2 separate regions of the Homo sapiens genome follow, and region 1 is linked to region 2. Evidence: read pairs that join two places in POLR2A ChIA-PET (ENCODE). Cell type or tissue: Panc1. All regions are shown on one strand. Each heading gives the region's core, and the rest is flanking DNA. Links, peaks and the distances in the headings are about the cores only.

Region 1 (2,916 bases), core at 219-2,718, 60 kb before region 2:
AGTCGCATTGGTGTGACACACAATGGCACACACACAATTGCAGTCACACTGGTGCAGTCACACTGGTGTACCACTGGTGTGGCACACCCAAGTAGATGAGCTGAAGTTGGTGTTCGGAGACCCACAGGGGCCCGAGGACACCAGGCAAGTGAGATTGGGACATCCAGGCCACGGTTCACGTGTCTGAACCCAGTTCGAATTCCTTCACATTATTCAGCCGTAATTCCTTGACTTCTACATAAGACAGCGGCCCTTTGGTCAAACTGCCTGGACTGGAAGCCTACATTCACTACTTGGGTTTTTTGTTTTGTTTTGTTTTTGAGACAGTCTTGCTCTGTTGCCCAAGCTGGAGTGTAGTAGCACGATCTCAGCTCACTGCAACCTCTGCCTTGCAGGTTCAAGCGATTCTCTTGCTTTAGCCTCCCGAGTAGCTGGGACTATGGTTGTGTGCCACCACGCCCGGATAATTTTTGTATTTTTAGTAAAGACGGAGTTTTACCATGTTGGCCAGGCTGATCTTGAACTCCTGACCTCATGTGATCCACCTGCCTCAGCCTCCCAAAATGCCTCAGCTGGGACTATAGGCATGAGCCACCACGCCCAGCCACATTCACTACTTGTTAGCTTTGGGACCTTGACCAAATTGCTTCACTTCTGTCTCAGTTTCCTTATCTATAAAACGTAAAAGCGGTGGTGATTACATACATTATACTTTACAAGTCCTGCAAGCAGTATTCATTAAGTAAATAATAAACAAATGCTTTTCCTAGGATGGTTTATCAAATACACAAGTCACACCAAACTATTCACTTCTTTTTTGACACTTGCACACTTTTGTATCAGTTAGGAATTGTGCTTGACTTCTAGTAACAGGGAACTGAAATAACAGTGGTTTAAACAAGGTAAAGATTTCTTTTCTTAAAAAAGAAATCTTTTTTTAAAAAAAAAAAAAGTCCAGGTTGACATGTCCCCCAGATCATCAATATCCCATGTTCATTCTGTCTTTCCTCTCTGATATCCTTAGAGCATGGTTTCAGTGATCAAGGTCACACAATTACTACTGCAACTCCAGCCATCATGTCTTCATTCCAGGCACAAAGAAGGAGGAAGAAGGGAGGGCAGAAGGGTATCTCAGGTGAGTCAGCCCCATTCTTTAAAGAGATTTCCTGGAAGCTCCACCCAACTACTTCCCACTTAGTTTTTTTGTTTGTTTGTTTGTTTTTTGAGTCTCACTCCGTCGCCCAGGCTGAGTGCAATGACACCCTCTCAACTCACTGCAACCTCCACCTCCCAGGTTCAAGCAATTCTCCTGCCTCAGCCTCCCAAGTAGCTGGGATTACAGGAGCCCACCACCACGCCTGGCTAATTTTTATATTTTTACTAGAGATGGGGTTTCATCATGTTGGCCAGGCTGGTTTAGAACTCCTGAACTCATGTAATCCGTCCCCCTTTGGCCTCCCAAAGTGCTGGGATTACAGGCGTGAGCCACTGTGTCCAGCCTTCCCAGTGACTATTAATAAGATATGACTTAGGAACACTATCTGTAAAGGGAGCTCACAAATGTAGTTTTTCTTTCTTTCTTTCTTTCTTTTTTTTAATTTGATCTATTGCTACTCCTAACAAAAATCTAAATTGAGTTGCTAAGGAAAAGGGGTTACAGATATTGGGTAGACAACCGCAGAATTTGCCTCTTTTTGTCCATGTGTTTTGACATGTATTTTCTCCACACTAAATATCAACCCCTAAAGTCTCACCTGGAATCCTCTACCTCACAGGCGTCCTTTCTACCACCCTGCTTAACACAATGGCCAGATATGGCTATTGGGCACTGAAATGTGGCAAGTGTGACCGTGTAACTGAATTTTTAATTTTATTTACCTTTATATTTAAGCTAAAAAAACTAATACTGCATTCAGTTATTGGAAAACTTTGCTTGGAGCACCTTGGGTATGCAAATTATACTCGAACTTATTCAACCATAAATTTTATGAGATCTAAATACAGATCAAGTATTTCTGATAAAAATTTAGCACCTCAATTGGGATGCTCTATACTTACACAGAGATTTCAAAGACTTCGTCCAAAAAAAAAAAAAAGAATGTAAAATGTCTCATTAATAATTTTTTTTTGGCCGGGTGCAGTGGCTCATGGCTGTAATCACAGCACTTTGGAAGGCTGAGGCAGGCAGATCACTTGAAGTCAGGAGTTCGAGACCAGCCGGGACAACATGGTGAAACCCCATCTCTACTAAAAATACAAAAATTAGTCAGGTGTGGTGGCACACACCTGTAATCCCAGCTACTCAGGAGGCTGAGGCGGGAGAATTGCTTGAACTCGGGAGGTGGAGGTTGCAGTGAGCCAAGATCAAGGTCATGCCACTGCACTCCAGCCTGGGTGACAGAGTGAGACTCTCTGTCTCAAAAAAAAAAAAAAAAAAATGCAGAAAATGCAAATTGTGGGGTAGGGCACAATGGCTCACGCCTGTAAATCCCAGCACTTTGGGAGGCCGAGGCAGGCAGATCATGAGGTCAGGAGATCGAAACCATCCTGGCTAATACAGTGAAACCCCATCTCTACTAAAAATACAAAAATTAGCCAGGCATGGTGGTGGGCACCTGTAGTCCCAGCTACTCGGGAGGCTGAGACAGAATGGTGTGAACCCGGGAGGCAGAGCTTGCAGTGAGCTGAGTTCACACCACTGCACTCCCGCCTGGGCGACAGAGCAAGACTCCGTCTCAAAACAAACAAACAAACAAAAAAACAAAGTGTGGTGACTCACACCTGTATTCTCAGCACTTTGGGAGGTTGAGGCAGGCAGATCACTTAAGCCCTGGAGTTCGAGACCAGCCTGGGCAACATGGCAAAATCCTGTCTCTACAAAAGACACAGAAATTAGCTGAGCATGGTAACGCATTC
Region 2 (2,916 bases), core at 191-2,690:
CTGCTGACCTTTAAGTCTTCTTAAATAACCTCTGTGGTCGTAACTCATTGGATTGTAGGAATTCCAAACAATTTTATAGCACTTTTGAGTTTACTACACACTCTCCCCATCTGATCTTTTATTTGACTTTCACTGTTCTCGGAGGCAAGGACTATCGTCTTCATTCTGCAGAGAAGATGAGACGTGATTTCTCTAAGGGCACATAGTTAAGTCTTTGAACCTTGATTTCTGACCTCCAGATTCTGGGCCCTTTTCCACCCTACTTCCTGGTTGCAGTGGAAGGGACAGTGGCAGCAGTTGCATCCTGGGAAGAGTTAGTGGCTGTGAAGCTAGGTGACAAGGCAACCAAGGGGATTTTACCAAGCGTCAACACAGCCTTAAAAACTGTGCTTGGGCCGGGCGCCATGGCTCATGCTTGTAATCCCAGCACTTTGGGAGGCAAGGTGAGCAGATCACTTGAGGTCAGGAGTTCTAGACCAGCCTGGAAAACATGGTGAAACCCCGTCTCTACTAAAAATACAAAAATTGGCCAGGCATGGTTGCACACATCTGTAATCTCAGCTACTTGGGATGCTGAGGCACAAGAATCACTTGAACCCAGGAGGCAAAGTTTGCAGTGAACCGAGATCCTACCAGTGCACTCCAGCCTGGGCAACAGAGCAAGCCTCCATCTCAAAACAAAACAAAACAAAACTGTGTTTAGCCAGGTGCAGTGGCTCACACCTGTAATCCCAGCACTTTCGCAGGCCAAGACAGGAGGAGCCCCTGCGGCCAGGAGTTTGAGGCTAGCCTGGGCAACATAGTGAGAAACCACCTCTAAAAAAAAAAAAAAAAAAAGGAAGCTGGGTGCAGTGGCTCACACCTGTAATCCCAGCACTCTGGGAGGCTGAGGTAGGTAGATCACCTGAGGTCAAGAATTTGAGGCCAGCCTGGCCAACATGGCAAAACCTTGTCTCTACTAAAAATACAAAAATTAGCTGGGCGTGGTGGCATGCGCCTGTAATCCCAGCTACTCAGGAGGCTGAGGCAAGAGAATCGCTTGAACCCAGGAGGTGGAGGTTGCAGTAAGCCAAGAGGGCACCACTGCACTCCAGCCTGGGTGACTGAGCGAGACTCCGTCTTAAAAAAAAAAAAAAAAAAAAAAAGAAACCAAAATGCTAACAGAATTGCTTCTGGGTAGTGAGGTCACGAGTGGTTTTTCCACCAGCTTCTTTATCTTCTTTCTCTACTTTCCATTCTTTCTATAATACTTATTTTATAATCAAAGAAAAACATACGGTAAAAGCCAGAAGGGAATTGAGTAGTTTTGCAGGCTAAGGTTTCTTATTATATAGAGAGATTCTGGCAATGAAGGACTAAGTGAGGCATAGCAGGGCTGTTTGCAGAGTGAGGGAAGGAAAACCACATCCTAAAGGATCTTCCATCTCTCAAGGTGGCTGTGCAGCCTCAGCATAGCTGACAAGTAGCAAATAGTTGGAGTCCTCCAGGTATATAGTGGGAAGCTCACAAGCTATGTGGCTTTGAGCAAATTAACCACTCTGACCTTCACTGTCTTCATCTGTTACATGAGGATAATAATGCCTCATAATACCTCATACTGAATTGTAAATTTTATTTAATTTGCATTGATTTCAATGCCTCATAACAGAGGATTCAAATTCTTTCAATCGTATGACAAATTGACCTAGGGGGCTGGAGATGCAACAGTGACCTAAGAGACAAGATCCCTGATCTTCGACATATTTCATTCTAGTAGAGGGTTAGGGTGGGGAGCTGAGTTGCCAATTGGAGGAACAGCAAGTGCAAAGGCCCTGGGGCAGACAAAAGCTTGGGGCTTTACACCAGAGAGGGGTCTTACGTGCCTGGAGCTTGGTAAGTAGGTGGAGAATGGGAACATTTGTAGGCTGGGGTCAGGCCTTGCAGGCCTGGGCAAGGAACTTGGATTTTATTCTAAGTACAATGTGAAGCCACTTAAGGGGTTTCGGCAGCAGACTAGCATGATCTGATTTAGGGTTTATGTCTTAAAAAGGCCACTCTAGCTGCTGTGCAGAGAATAGATTGTAGGAGTATGCAAGACGATCAATACGCAAAAGCACTTAACTTAAATTTGGGTCTGGCACAAAGTGTCTTAATAAGTGGTAACTATTTTTCATTATTATCCTCATTATCCTTATGATTATTACTACTCTTTTGTCTGCCTAGAGCTGGTTTGGGGATCTTAGACATTTTGCTTCACATGATATTGACAAAGCATTCAAACTAACCAGTGAATTTTTCAAATTTGCTTTTCAGGTGTTTTTATGTCCTCAGAGAGGTGATGGTTAAAAGCCAAAAACAAGCAAAACCTGCAGCCAAAAAGAACAGTAGACAAATTCCTGAATCCAATACGGTTTCATCCTTCAGGGGTAAGTGCTGGTTATCTTGTAGCTCAAAGAGGACTCTGGCTCTTGATTACAAGTTTCAATCTCCACCAAAGTCCTGGCTGAGCACAGACCCTGTTGTGAAATCCAACATATTTGGACATATTTAAAAATACCTCCCTTCCTCTCCTACCAACCCCTCCTTCCTGCAGACTCAGATCAGAGATGACTGTCTCTGGGAAGCCTCCTGTGATCCCAGGCCACTCTCCACACCACAGCTGTGTCCTCCTATGTTCTTGGGGCTTGAACAGGGCCACATAGCATAACGTCACCACCTCAGTGAAGGTGAATTTCCTCCACTAGACTCTGAGTTCCTAGAGCTAGGCTGTTCAGTATGCTGGCAGTAGCCATGTGTGGCTATTTAAACCTATGTTGAAATTAGTACAAATGAAATGAAATTTAAAATTCAGTTTCTCTATCACATTAGCTTCATTTCAAGTCCTCAGTAGCTACCAACAGTGGGTACCATATTGGACAGTGCAGATATGGAATATTT

Evidence for each region. ChIA-PET counts read pairs that join two places held together with the same protein. Peaks named below come from ENCODE experiments on the same cell type or tissue, not always from the same donor. Only the 100,000 strongest peaks of a DNase experiment are listed, where the experiment ranks them.
Region 1: POLR2A ChIA-PET joins it to region 2 with 9 read pairs; 3 of 35 experiments call an interaction of 5 or more read pairs at or near these places.

What each region holds. Positions count from the first base shown.
Region 1 is chr12:116,363,517-116,366,432 of GRCh38, reverse strand. No RefSeq gene overlaps it. Among named protein-coding and RNA genes, the nearest start is that of MIR4472-2, 63 kb to the left of the region's middle. In Panc1, for the core only: no CTCF peak of the experiment used is centred there; no DNase peak of the experiment used is centred there; H3K27ac peaks cover 1,418 bases.
Region 2 is chr12:116,303,747-116,306,662 of GRCh38, reverse strand. No RefSeq gene overlaps it. Among named protein-coding and RNA genes, the nearest start is that of MED13L, 28 kb to the right of the region's middle. In Panc1, for the core only: no CTCF peak of the experiment used is centred there; no DNase peak of the experiment used is centred there.